2 separate regions of the Homo sapiens genome follow, and region 2 is linked to region 1. The links are chromatin contacts, found by Hi-C or POLR2A ChIA-PET in ENCODE. All regions are on one chromosome and are shown on one strand. Each heading gives the region's core, a stretch centred on a gene start or an enhancer-like site at or near the end of the contact. The rest is flanking DNA. Distances are from core to core; before and after follow the strand shown.

Evidence for each region. Hi-C counts contacts between places; a loop is a spot of excess contacts on that map. ChIA-PET counts read pairs that join two places held with the same protein, here RNA polymerase II (POLR2A). Pooled maps may share reads with other maps.
Region 2: a map of CD8-positive, alpha-beta T cell shows a loop between it and region 1 (3-fold over the local background). The contact joins two enhancer-like sites. A Hi-C loop is called at or near these places in 3 of 168 maps with a recorded cell type or tissue (CD4-positive, alpha-beta memory T cell, CD8-positive, alpha-beta T cell and naive thymus-derived CD4-positive, alpha-beta T cell) and 11 of 50 pooled maps. POLR2A ChIA-PET finds 5 or more read pairs at or near these places in 1 of 52 experiments (CD8-positive, alpha-beta memory T cell).

The regions. Positions count from the first base shown.
Region 1 is chr18:13,373,423-13,380,395 of GRCh38, reverse strand. All of the region lies in intron 2 of LDLRAD4 (low density lipoprotein receptor class A domain containing 4), which reads right to left. Among named protein-coding and RNA genes, the nearest start is that of LDLRAD4-AS1, 51 kb to the left of the region's middle. RefSeq lists enhancers at 1-78, 79-580, 4,949-5,078, 4,079-5,278 and a silencer at 2,552-2,846. Within about 2 kb of position 3,640, at least 18 of the 41 ENCODE cell types and tissues checked have a DNase peak (open chromatin) inside an H3K27ac peak, as active enhancers do; they include CD8-positive, alpha-beta T cell, where a contact is called at or near this core.
Region 2 is chr18:13,132,729-13,139,701 of GRCh38, reverse strand. It overlaps the pseudogene LOC646203. Among named protein-coding and RNA genes, the nearest start is that of LDLRAD4, 83 kb to the left of the region's middle. RefSeq lists enhancers at 1,398-1,692, 1,701-1,750, 2,865-3,443, 3,444-4,023 and silencers at 2,781-2,900, 2,971-3,020. Within about 2 kb of position 2,486, at least 27 of the 41 ENCODE cell types and tissues checked have a DNase peak (open chromatin) inside an H3K27ac peak, as active enhancers do; they include CD8-positive, alpha-beta T cell, where a contact is called at or near this core.

The DNA of each region.
Region 1 (6,973 bases), core at 2,391-4,890:
GCTTCCAGTTCCACTGTCTACACACAGCGGCCACAGGAGACACTGGCTCAGGAGGGAGAGCCTGCAATGCTAGGAAGACAGCCGTGCACACCTGCACCAGCCGCTCGCTGGGAATCAGGGAATACTGGGAAGATCTCTGCTTTCCAGGGCCCGAACCAGGCCATTCCCACAGCACCCACATGCACAAGGGAATGGGAAAGGGTCAGGGCTTGGCCCAGGGGCAGATGATCCCTGAGCAGACGTGCATTCTGGTCTGAGCCCGGTCTGAGCACATCACAGACACCTCCACTGTGGCCACCAGCCAAGCAGCGGCAATGCCCCTCCCAACCCAGCCCCACCCCCGTAGAGGTTCTGCTCCCACTGTGGCCTGGCGTGAGGGCTCGGGCTGACGGGCAGGGGGCTGGCGGGCAGGGGGCTGGCGGGCAGGGGCAGGCCTCTGCAATCCTCCACACCCAGGGATCTCCCCCACTCCAGCTTTCTTCAGATAAAATCAGCTTAAAATGGGCATGACAGGCAAACAAGAAGGGGGTCAGACCATAGGCTAACAAGTGTGGGCAGGAAGGGAGGGGGAGCTGTCTCATTCTTTGGTGGGAATAGAAAAGAATATGAACCGACAAGCTGTTTGTACGAAACAATTTTCATCTCCCTTGCCAAGCCACTCCTTGCTGTCAGCTCACAGCAGGCTTCCCTGGGACACCTGTGCCGGCCCACAGTCTTCCCTGCTCTCTGGCCTGCAGGACGCCACCAAAGCTGCATCTCTTCATTCAGTATTTCAACAGCTATTTGTGGGGTCATTACTCTGGCAGGCACTATTTTAGGAGCTGGGGAGACAGCAGTGAGCAAAACAAACCAAGCTCCTGTCACCATGGGGCCCAGATCCTTGTGTCTCGTCTGCCTCTGCAGGTGTTTCTGGACAACGCTTCCTGATTATCCTTGGCATTGACCATGGGGACTAGAATACAGCAGGTACCCAATAAATGCTGACTGTACTGCACAGAATTCTAGCTGAGCCTCAGCTAGGTCACCTCCTTTTCAATCTATGGCCTCTGTCCTGCATCTGGGCACCACACACAAGTGGCTGCTGGCCTGGGGGTGCCCCATGGGGGACATCGTGGCTGGGAGTTTACTGCACAGGCAGTGCCCAGCCCCACACTGTTTCAAACATGCTCAAACAAGAGCCTTATACAAAGGGGCCAGAGGACAAAAGTCTGGGCTCTGGCCACATTGGGTTCACCTCATTCTAGGCTGTGTGTGACTTAGGCAGTTACTTAAAGCCCCTGAGCCTCAGTTTCCTTGGCTGTAAAATGGAAGCAATGATGGCACTGGCCTGATGGAGCCATTGTGTATCTAATGAGAAAACACAAACAAAACCCTAGATCTAATGAGGGCTGGAGAAGTTACCACCCCTCCCAAATTACTACAACCTGCCTCAGCAGATGGCCGATGAAATCGCGTCTCTAACACGGCTCAGCCCACCCTCTTCCAGTTCTGATCTGACCCAACTGATACAACGTCAGATTCATCTCCTAGTTCCTCTGCTAATTTGTCTTGATTTTTTTAAAAAGTTCCCAATAGATAAAAATCAAAGCTCAAATCATTCCATGCCAGCTAAAATTAACAACAGAGAGAAACAGGAGAAAGGATACAAAATTAGAGAAAGTGTGTGGGTGAGGTTTTTGGTATGAAATGTGGTAGAATAGTAGAAGAGGAAAAAAATGTCAAGAAAGAAACTTGCCTTTAAAAGGAAAAAGATAGAGGCTCTTGATATTTGATTGGCTTTTTTTCATGTTTTCATACTGAAATATAACATTTAAAAAGCAGCAATAGAAAGAAAAATAATAAATTTGACCAAGTTTTTACATCTCCTTCTCGGAAAATCATCACGCAGGGTCCTGTCTGCTGTTCTTCCGTCTCTTTTCTTGTGTGGTTTGTTCCCTTGGTAAAGTGCTGACCTTTTAAGTTCTTCACATGCACCTCTCAAGCTTCCACACAGCCCTGAGAACGAAAGATGGCACAGAGAGGGCAACAAACCACCCTTCTGACAAGTAGGGTGCTCCCATGCCCCTCTGCCGGGCGAGGCAGCCTGTGAACCTGCAACTGTCCCCAGGAGCAGCTGTCACAGAGTGCAGGGAACTCAGGGGAAGGCTGCCTGGTCCCTAACTAACGGGGCCACACCAGGACACGCAGCAAAACACCCTACACCTTAAGGCTCAGACAAACTGATCAGCGATATAACAGCCAATGTTCCCTACAGAAATGAACGATCAGAGTCATTTCAGTCGCCTGCGTTCACAAAGCCTCCTAAGCATTCCTTGTTCACCAAGCTCCAAACCAGCTCCACAAGTGCCTCTTAAATCAAACACACAGGGAACAGCTGAGCTTTCATGAAGCACTTCTGTCTCATTTGCTCACATTCATTATCTGAGGAATATATATTCCTTTAGGACAAAGAAAAACTGTCCACTTTATATAATTTTTCACAACTCGGTATCCAATTCAAGGTGAGTGGGGGTGGACAGAAATGCTCCAGTAAGACTTTTCTTAGATATTTCCAGGGGAGACTCTGTGTTGTCTGGGATGGGCCTGCGAGGCTCTGCCTATTGCTCCATGCAACTTAATGTAGGCTCAATGGCGGGTCACGCTCGCGAAGCTCTTGGGACTGGCCAGCAGTTTGTGCTCTGGCGGAATGATGACTCCTCACTGCCTGAGTATGTCCATTATGACAAAAGGTAGGGGAAGTCCCACTTTCCTCTGGAGAGAGGAAGCGGTTTCTATTGCCTGAAGAGGAGAAACAGATACAGGCCCATCTGATATCCTCTTAGAACTTAAACTTCGGTTCAACCACTCTGCTATTTCTCCCACTTAAGGGAACCAGAAGAAGAAATTATTTGCAGTTAATCGCGTGCCACCCTAGGAAAGTCATGGGTTGTACAACCACCTGGGAGAAGGCACGGGCACTCATCTAAGAGCTAAAAAAAGATAACCTCTAGACCAGCCTTTCCAAGAATGACTTGCAATTCAAGCAGCAAAACCATCATTGAGGCAGACCAAGTTATGGAAACAGACGTGACGCAGCCTAGTCAGTTCATGTTGGTGAAATAACTTAATCTGGCCACAGAAATCCAAGGAGATGCATATTTCAGCCGATGTCTGAAGGACAGAATGCAAAACAGTGCTGTCAGAGGATGGCTCTGGCGTTGATGTTACCGGCAGTGAGCAGACCCAAGAGTGTGACAGAGGAGCTCTTGGGTGTGACACACATCAAATGCCACCTGCGGGGCCCGGCACACTAAGCCTTCTGACGGGTAGTCCCGACTCGATGCACCTTCAGGGAGCACTGAGAGAGCTTCCTGACTTCCTGCAAGGCCAGGCGAGGCAGGATGTGAAAGTGCATCTGTCCCCAGGAGCAGCTGTCACAGAGGGCAGAGAACCCAGGGGAAGGCTGCCTGGTCTCTAACTAATGGGGCCACAAACCCCACCGCTGTGTTCTGGAGGCCTCCGGCCAGGCAGAAAGAGTTCATTAGACCAATTTCCACTGCCTTGGTAACGAAGGCCCGTGCGTGTGCTCTCACACAGGAAAAGCAAGTGAGGGTTATTCATGGGGAAAGCACCACAGACAGGTACCATGTATCCCGCCAGGCAGCCCAGGCAGCGGTAAAGATACGTGCCCTCCTGGAAGACAGAACTGGCCCCTCTGGAACCGCGTGTGATAGAGCAGTCTTCCACAGCACCGGACGCCGAGGGTGTGCTGAGTTTGCTGGGCTTCAGAGGCACTGATCGGCAACTGCAGGAGCCGTCTCATCCTGAGCTGTGCCCTCACCCGCAGAAGAAGCCCCTGTGTATACCTGATGCTGAAAGGATCTGTCTGTCTTATATGTCCACCGTCAGATCCAGGCAGGAGAATTCCTGGGATCCACCAGAGAAAACCACAGGATGCCGCTGGCAAGAGGGAATATAACTGCCATGCTTGGCAGCTGACGCCGCTGTTCATGGGGATGCACAGGCTCTGAGAGGCCTTTCATGATCTAAGCGACCGTGGGCCGCGCCAGCCTGACCGCCAACTTCCTCTGCACGGAAAGTCATGTCTTCTTTAGATTTTTCTTTTTCCCTCTCAGAATCTGGCCCTTATTTATTCCCTTCCCCACTGGAGTTGACAAGTAGGAATCGATTTATTCCAACCCCTACTCTGCATGGAGACCTAAGCACATTTCTTCAGACAGAGGCCAGTGCCCGCACAGCCTGGGAGGACAGGCAGGGAGGGGCAGCTTTCCCGCAACAGACAGCAACCTCGTGCCTACCCTCCCTCCCAGAGTCTGATGAAGTGAACACAGTTCCCTCAAACGGCAAGAACGAGGACTTGATTTCACTCCTCCAAGGAAAGTAAGCTGCTGCCACTTTCACCAAGATAATCTGGGCCACTGCTCCCCAAATATCCCCAATACCCCAGGCAATCACCAAAACTACCCTCTATTTTTACTTAAAAACTAGATAATTAACAAATACACTTGAAATCGGGAAACACACATACGCCGGTGGACAAGACCAGTGTTGAAGAGCAAGGCGCTGGCGGGCGGGAGGAAACGAGGAGGAGAAGGCCTCCCACCAGGTGCAGGCTCCCTGGCAGGGAGGAAGAGGGTGCTGTTCCCTGACTGTACAGAGGGAAGGGAGGGAAAAGCAGAGCACCATGATTGCCCCAGTAAACTCCACTCCATAACTGAACACTCAGAGCATTCACTCAGGCCAGGGCCTGCTTAGATTAGAATTTAGCTTTTCATCTTCAAATACTTAAATAGGTCAGCATCACTTTACTTTGTCCTTACCACCAACCCAAGCCTCCCCATCTCACTCAGCTTCGGCCCTGCCCTGACCCAGCAGGCCCTCATTTCCAGCCCAACACACAGAGCCAGCTGTGACTCACTCGCACTGCCGAGCCACAGGGATTCCCCACGTCGGAGACATCACTCCTATCGAAATGACTCATCTCCTCACTTCCTTTGAATAAAAACATGTTATTATGTTCAATAAAACCATACAAGAAATAATAACTAAAGATGGCATTTAAATAACTTATACCAACACCTAAAAATGGCTTCCTGGAGGAAAAGGGAATGACTGGCATTTTCAAGGATATTTTCAGACCTCCTCCTTTTCTCCTCCTTTTCCACCGGCCTCTCCTCCAGATGAGTCCTGGCTGCATTCAGAGCTGCACGGACCCCTGGCCTAGAGGTAAACTTGGGCAAAGCAGGTTTTACAGTGAGCACAGAGGCTGCCATCAAAATCTAAAAGCAGTCTAGCTGCTCCACTACCGTCCCCTTCCCTTCTAGTTCCCATGGAAACAGACCTCAGATCGCCAAAAACCGGGTAAAGATAGCACCATGCCCAGTGTTCCCGCAATCTGTTTCCATGGGAACAGGAAGGGAAGGGAGTGGAGGCTGGGTGGCTAGACGCCTGCAAATCTCCATCCCCGTCATGGGGCTGCAGACGGCACCTACACACAGGTCCAGGGCCTGGGGTGCTCTTTAGGAATAAGATGTCCACTTGGGGATAGAGTCCTAAAGATGAGGCTCCCAGCAGCTGGGCTGTGTAATTGAAGCTGCTGCAGACTTCCAGACACACACCTAGCAGGTGCTGGCCTTCTCAATCGCCCCTCAGCCAACAGGGATGACCATTTCAGAGCACGGGTCCCACTCCTGGCTGGGTGGCAGAATCACCCCAGACCAATTGAATCACTATCTGTCGGGGCTGGGGCAGGACTCTGCAGTGTCTCATCAGCTCCAAAGGTGATTCTGATGCACGGCTGTTCTGGGAAAGCGAAGATCCAGACCAGAGCTTCCTGAGATTAAGGTGCCTGCAAATTCCGGGGATGTGGTGACTGCAGATTCGGTTCAGCAGGTCCGGGGCAGGGCCCAAGAGGCTGCATTTCCAACCAGCTCCCAGGGGATGCTGATGCTGCTGGGGACCACATCTAATTAGTGAGATTCTAGACTCCAGGTTCTTTGGCTCTAGAACCTTCTCCACAGACCAACAATGGACAGACAGCCACTCCTGCATGAGAGCTTGCTCCCATCGGCAGCCTGCAGTCCATGACCCAGCTCTGGCCTCCACAGGAGACTGTGTGGGGTCAGGGCTGAGAGGGCTCCGGCCTCCATAGGAGCCTGTGTGGGGTCAGGGCTGGGAGGGCTCTGGCCTCTGCAGCATCCTCTGCTACCTGTGCTATCCCAAGAGACGACCTATGTGGGTCAGAAGGTAACAAAACAGCCAACATTTACGTGTAATTATCAGGGACACATGACATCACCTCCAAGTGTGATTTCTCTAAAAGGTAAAAGCAAATTCCACGTGGTTGAGGATCAAACGTACACATTTTTTCTAAATATTTCACACATTTCCACACGTTTGCATGGTGGAAATATGTGAAATATTTAGAAAATATTTATAAATGTAGACATATTATCAAAGAAGAATGGAACTGTACACGTGTCATTTTAAAAGAAATGAGAGAATTTTGGAAAACTCTGGAATTTATTATAAAAAATAACTAAGGTAGCTTTAAAATCCAGTCTAAATGAAAATGTACAAGGTAAAAGTATACTCCACGTTTCAGCTAAAAGTGTGCTGTGTCACAAAAAAGTAGCATTTATTTCTACACTGAACTGCAAAATACCACATAAACTGCCAGGTACTATTCAAAAGCAAGTTACTGATTTTCTATCCATTTTGCTTAAATATAAAAGGGGAGCTATTTCAGTTTGTTTTACTAAATACACTGTCTCCTTCAAAATGCATATATTAATCTCTGAAAATGAAAATATGAGCAAAGATCTCAACCATCAATCATTGAATTATAGTATAAGCTTACTTGAAAAAATAATCTTCTGATTCTAAAAATGCAAAAGAGGAAAAATCAATTATTTCATTAGTCAGCACACAAGCAACAAAGATAGCTAAGCGTTTCTGCACAATCCTATAACTG
Region 2 (6,973 bases), core at 1,237-3,736, 240 kb after region 1:
TCTAGAGAGAGCAGCTTATTTGGCTTTTGACAGGGAGTGATGGGCACTGACTGTTCCTGTAAAGAATAAAGCTTTGCAGGATGTCAAATAAAATTTTTTTAAAAAATTACCAGCGTTGTTCAGTTTTGCTTCATGTATTGTTCCCCTCCCAGCTTTTGTCTATTGCTTTGCTAGAGTATTTAAAGGAAATCCCAGAAGACAACACATCATTTTATCCGTATTTGATTCTTTGTATTCCACCAACATAAGGACATTTTATTTATTCATTCATTTATTTATTTATTTTGTTGAGACGGGGTCTCACTGTGACCCAGGCTGGAGTGCAATGGCCATCATGGCTCACTGCAGCCTCCTGAGTAGCTGGGACTACGGGCAGCACCACCATGCCTGGCTAGGTTTTAAAATTTTCTGTAGAGCTGAGGTCATGCTATGTTGCCCAGGCTGGTCTCAAACGCCCGGGCTCACATGATTCTCCCGCCTCAGCCTCCCAAAGTGCTGGGATTACAGGCATGAGCCACCACACTCAGCCAATAAATTTTTAAAAAATTATCATTATCACGCCCAACAAAATTAACAGTACTCCCTTAATAACTAACCCCTTGTCAGTTTTTCAATTTCTCTTGTCTCAAAATGTCTTTTGCCAGGTGGCTTGTTCGAGTCAGGATTCAGACTTTGCGGTTGCTTCTGCTGTGTCTCCAAGTCCCTTTTGACCTGGACTCCCTCTTTGGTGACTTCCTGTCTGGTGCTGCAGTTCCTGCGTGCTGAGCACCTCTCCTTGCCCACTCAATCAGCGCCTGAGACAACACTCTGAAAACTGCATACACATACAGAGTCTAGGGGTTGGGGGGTGACCACGTCTTCTTTCTGCCTTGAAGATTAGACACCTGTGTGCTGGAGCAACCAGGATGACCACAAAGCAAGACACACAGGCACCCACACCAGGGCAGGTGACGGCGGCTCAATGCATGGATTCACAGCCGGGCTGCACCCCAGTGCTTGGGCCCGCGGCTCTCCAGGGGCGCCACTTTCTGCCCCTGCCCCGCCAACTCCCACCAAACAACCAAAGGAGCACAACCAAAACAGAACACGGCACTTCCAAACAGCAGATCCTAATCCAGGGCAGCCTAGCCTTGCCTCCCGAGGTACAAGAGCAGGGATTCATGAGACCCCGATGATGTGGCGGCCAGCGATGGCCATCCTTTCTAGGACTCACGGGTCTGAGGCAGGAGAATAGGGTATGGAGGCAGATCACCTAAGGCCGTTTCACGCGGACTTCCTAGAACTATATTGAAAGGAAAACTCTTAACTTTCCACGCCTAAGTAACAAAAGGACCAGAGGTTACTCTTTGCAAACCCCCCACCTTTTCTGTGGGGCCGAAGGGAAACTGGCTGTCCACAACCAATCAGACTGATTGCCACCAGTCTTCCTTTGCATAGAAGTCCAACTTTGTAACTTTCACTTTAGCCTCTTAACGTTAGCTTTTTGCAACCAATCAGATGTTTGCGCAGGAGTGTGACCTTTGTAACTTCACTTCAGCCTCTGGTTGGCTGCTTTCCGCAACCAATCAGACCGATTATGGGCCACCACTTTATTTACATGAAGGGAGCACATGAGTGGCCAATGGGAAACCTCTAGCGGGTATTTGGACCGAGAAGATTGTATAACGCAGCCCTTGAGCCTGCTCAGGCCGCTCCCACACTGTGGAGACTACTTTCGTTTTCAATAAATCCCTGCTTTAGTTGCTTCCTTTTTTCCTTGCTTTGCAGCACGTTTTGTCCAATTCTTTGTTCAAAACGCCAACCTGGACAACTTGCAGTTAGGACCCTCTACCGGTAACACGACCCCTTCCCTTGTATGAGTTCATTTGATGTTCACCACCTACAAGGCCCCAGGGCTAATATGAGCTCTACTTTTCAGATGAGGAAACTGAGGCACAGAGCGGTAAAGTACCATGAGTCTGGTGGACAGACCCTTAAACTCAGGCCGCCCTGCGGCGGTGCCCTTTCTTTACGCCAGAGCGGGGGTGCCGGGACATATATGAGCACCCTGGGGAAGCCCCCAGGAGAAACAGGAAGGACTGGCTTTAGGAGGAGAGGGACGGCAGAGGGTAGGGGGTAGAGGCAAAAAGCCAGGGGCGCAGCGGCGGAGCTCTGGCGCTGGAGCCAAGGTATAGGGGCAGCGGGGCTGCGGCGGGGACCAGCCTCCCCAGCCGGGCCTCCTCCCCACCTGCGCTTCTGTGCATCGGAAGTGGGCTCGCTCCGTTGCCCCCTTCCGCCTCCAACCCCTGAAAAGCAAGACGAGGCTGAGCTCGGAGCACCGAACTGCCCCCAGAGCGCCCGGCCGCCCCCACAGCTCGCGCCGAGCGCGGACTCCCCAAGCCAGACGTTTCCTCCTGAGGTCCCCCCGCAGAGGGGTCGCCATTCCTGCTTTTGCCTGCGCCGCGAAAGCGGGCTGTTTTCGCCTCCGTCCGCCCCGCGTGGACTCGCCAGCAGCGCCGCCTCCCACCGCGACCGCAGCCTCGGCCCAGCCGCCACAGCAGTTGTCTCGATCCGGATTTCTCCTAGGCCGGCGCCTCTTGGTGCTGCCTGGGAACCCCGCAGACGCGCGCCTCAGGACCCCTGAAACACGCGCCGGCGGGGACCCCCAGTTCTGCACCCGCAGTCACGAGGCCCCGCCAGGGTGGCGACGGTTCGCTTCTGCCCGGGCCTCCCCTGTGGCTCCGAGCGCGGAGGGGAAGGTGCGGGCACCCCACTCCCTGGGGGGACTGGACTCCGTACACACGCGCCGGGCCTCGCGCCCCGAAAGGAGGCTCTGGGGCCGCCCCGCTCCTCTGGGCATTTTCTGGCACCGAAAGTGCGGAGCGAGCCCCCCAGCCGAGCACGGCTGACTAGGTTTCCCTGGCACAGGCTGCAGGCTGCTTGCCCGGCGCTGACTCCTTTCCCAGCGACTCCCGAGGGGCGGCTGTCCTCTTGCTCGGAGCCGGCGTCCCCAGCAGCGCGCCCAGGCCCTCCGTGTGGCCCGCTCATTCCCGCGGCCCGCCGGGCCGACTCCGCCGACGGCCCATGCAGACGGCCTCAGGCCCGGCGATCTGGTATTCACAGCGCAAAATGGCATTTGAATATTCATTGTGCGCATGCAGCATTTTCCAGAGAACACACAAAGATCTCTCACCACAATTATCTTGCTCCAGCTTTAAAATATTAGCTGTCACTTCTTTCACGAATCTTGTGAGAAAGTAAAGTCTTTTTTTCTTAAATTCTTTTTCCCTTGAACGCAATTACCACCTCATTCATGGCTCTTTGTGGCCACCTAATCTTGGGATTATGCCAGTGACATGACCACAAAGCAGCATGACTGACGTACCTGACAGCTCTGGCTGGTGACACGGCGGCCACAGTGAGAGGCAGCCTTTGTGGAATGAGTTCCACTGCCGCCCGCCTCGCAGGGAAGCCGGGCAGGAAGGTGTAGCCGAGAGCCGCCAGGGGACCATCCCCACCCGCGGGGACGCTTGCTTTTAACTCGAGGGCCCTGCGCACTGAGGAGCAAGGATGCCGGGGCACACCCACCTGATTCCCCCATTGTTGCCCAACATAAAACGTCTGCACCCCCATTTGGTTTGTGACTATACAGTAAAGCAACCAGGTCTGGGGACTTGGGTCCCACGGTGGAGGCCCTAGTCAGCCTTCCCCAGGCCCTCCCCACGACCGCCCTAGCCCGGTACCAATGCAAGCCCTGTGCAGCCACGCCAAGTGCAGGCACAACACAACACGTGCTGGCAGCAGATCCACTCAATTGTGCATGCACCCGGCCCCATGAAGACCCCACACTTTTGATTCCAGCTTAGCACATGGGAACTTACCTGGGATCAGCCATTCACAGGGCTTCACTAGCTTCTGGTGTGTTGGGTTGGTTATATTCTCTGACTTTCGTTCTCTCCTCCACCTTCTCTTTTCAGACCACAGAAATAATACATATTATTCAAAAATCAAACGTGATAGACATAACGTGAACAATAAACATCCTGCCATCCGCCTTCCCAAAGGCACCCTGCTTTCTCTGCCTGCAGATGTTCCCTGAAGTGTTCTTGGTGCACCTGCATCCAACATGAGTAATTTTCCTTACAGAAAAGGATCACACTATACATACTGTTTACACCTTTTTAATTTTATTCTCTTGGTCATCTTTGCATGATTAACATATTTTAGTAACTGATCTTTAATCAGTTTTAGGGGTAGCCTCAGGCTTAGGCTCTGGAAGGGAACTGGCACATCACCCTCCTTAGCACCCAAGAAAACAATGGCCTTCTTCATGGTCTAAATAACTGGAAACATTTAAAACCAATTAGGTGGCTTAAGATTGCTATTAAACTAACAGAAAGAGGGAAAAACATTTGTCGTGCAATACAGTAACCAGCAGCCACACCACCGAAAGTATCCAAGCAAGAGCGGGTGCTGGACAGCAGCCCTGAGCTAAAACCTGAGAGATGACAGGGTGCTGGCAGCCCTCGCTCACTCTTGGCGCCTCCTCGGCCTCAGCGTCCACTCTGGCTGCGCTTGAGGAGCCCTTCAGCCCGCCGCTGCACTGTTGGAGCCCCTCTCTGGGCTGGCCGAGGCCGGAGCCGGCTCCCTGTGCTTGTGTGGAGGTGTGGAGGGAGACGCGTGGGCGATACTGGGGCTGTGCGCTGCGCTCGTGGGCCAGCACGCGTTCCGGGTGGGCGTGGGCTTGGCGGCCCTGCACTCGGAGCGGCCGGCCTCGGGCAGTGAGGGGCTTAGCACCCAGGCCAGCAGCTGCAGAGGGTGCACCGGGTCCCCCAGCAGTGCTGGCCCGCCGGTGCTGCACTCGAATTCTCACGGGGCCTTAGCTGCCTCCTCGCAGGGCAGGACTCGGGACCTGCAGCCCCCCATGCTCGAGCCTCCCCCCTGCCGTGGGCTCCTGCGCAGCCGAGCCTCCCGGACGAGCGCCGCTCCCTGCTCCGTGGCGCCCTATCCCATCAACCGCCCAAGGGCTGAGGAGTGCGGGGCGCAGGGCGCGGGACTGGCGGGCAGTTCCACCTGCGCCCCACTGTGGGATCCACTAGGTGAAGCCAGCTGGGCTCCTGAGTCTAGTGGGGACTTGGAGAACCTTTATGTCTAGCTAAGGGATTGTAAATACACCAGTCAGCACTCTGTGTCTAGCTTAAAGTTTGTAAACACACCAATCAGCACCCTGTGTCTAGCTCAAGGTTTGTAAATGCACCAATCAGTGCTCTGTGGGGACTTGGAGAACTTTTGTGTCTAGCTCAGGGATTGTAAACACACCAATCAGCACCCTGTCAAAACGGACCAATCAGCTTTCTGTAAAACAGACCAATCAGCTCTCTGTAAAATGGACCAATCAGCAGGATGTGGGTGGGGCCAGATAAGGGAATAAAAGCAGGCTGCCCGAGTCAGTAGTGGCAGCCCACTGAGGTCCCCTTCCAGGGTGTGGAAGCTTTGTTCTTTTGCTGTTTGTAATAAATCTTGGCTGCTGCTCACTGTTTGGGTCTGCACTGCTTTTATGAGCTGTAACACTCACCGTGAAGGTCTGCAGCTTCACTCCTGAGCCAGCGAGACCACAAACCCACCAGAAGAAAAAAACTCCGAACACATCCGAACAAACCCCGGACACACTGCCTTTAAGAACTGTAACACTCACCACGGGAGTCCACGGCTTCATTCTTGAAGTCAGTGAGACCAAGAGCCCACCAATTCCGGACACAAAACGACCACAGAAATCTGTCCAGGTCTTTTTCTCACAGAGGACCTCCAAGGTGACCAGCCCAGAAGATAACTACATTGTTTTGCTTGCTCAGCTTCCGTTTTCTCACGGTGTACACCAAATTAGAACACACTTCGTGTGCAAAGCTGACATTCCTGTGTGAAGCTACCTGGCTATTCTGACAACTCATATGCTGTGCTGGTGAGAGAAAATTTCAGTTTTGTTTCTAATTGGAAATGAGTAACTGAAATTGTTCTCCCATATTTTTTTCTGGGACTCTGTTTTATTTCTACATGTGATTCACCTGGAAGATATTTTGGGCTAACCCATCTCTTTCTCACTGAAGTGTTGCCACTTACCATCTAAATTTCTGTGTGTATTTGGGTCTTTCTGGATTCCATTCTGTTTCACTGATCTTTTCATAAGCCAGTCTCACCCAGGCTGCTTTAATTACTGTTAGGACTGCATGTGGCTCCACGAGTTTCCACTGAGAGAAGACCTGGGATTCCAGCAGGCAGAGGCTGACATACAAGCTTAGTTGTTGCCATGTTTCTTCGTAATAGCTTCCCTCCTGAATTAAACCCAACCACAAAACGTGGCAGAAATGGACCACCAGCAGAAGATGACACATGTGAATCCTGAGGACTGGTCTCTTCCAGAGAGAAAGCCTAGGACGAGGTGGAGGCTCCCACCATTTCTTCGAGGGAGCACACATTTCCTCACCTTGATGTCAGCACCAGGAGGCTGACAGTGACATCCTGTGTGGTGGGCCCGGGAGAACCAGATGCCATCACTCTCCCTCTGCAGCACATCCTGGCTGTCCTGTTGGCACCACCATGCCAACCTAAGAACCAGTTTTCTACTTGAATCAACACCTTGTAGCTATCATTATTGGAATGGCATTAAATGTAGAAATTGGTTTAGGGAGAATTGACAGCTTTAGTTATTGTTATCTTCTACTTTAACACAAAATATGCGTTCCTCATAAGCTTCACAGTCCCAAGGTAAAATCGGGCTAATGGGTAAAGGAGAGTTTGGGGCTCACTACTCAAAATCTATGCAACTTTGTAACTAACACCAAGAAGAATTGGGCCAAAGCGGTAGCTCATGCTTGTAATCCCAGCACTTTGGGAGGCCAAGTTGGAAGGATTCATTGAGCCCAGGAGTTTGAGACCAGCCTGGGCAACATAGCAAGACCCCTTCTCTACAAAAAATACAAAAATCAGCCAGGTGTGG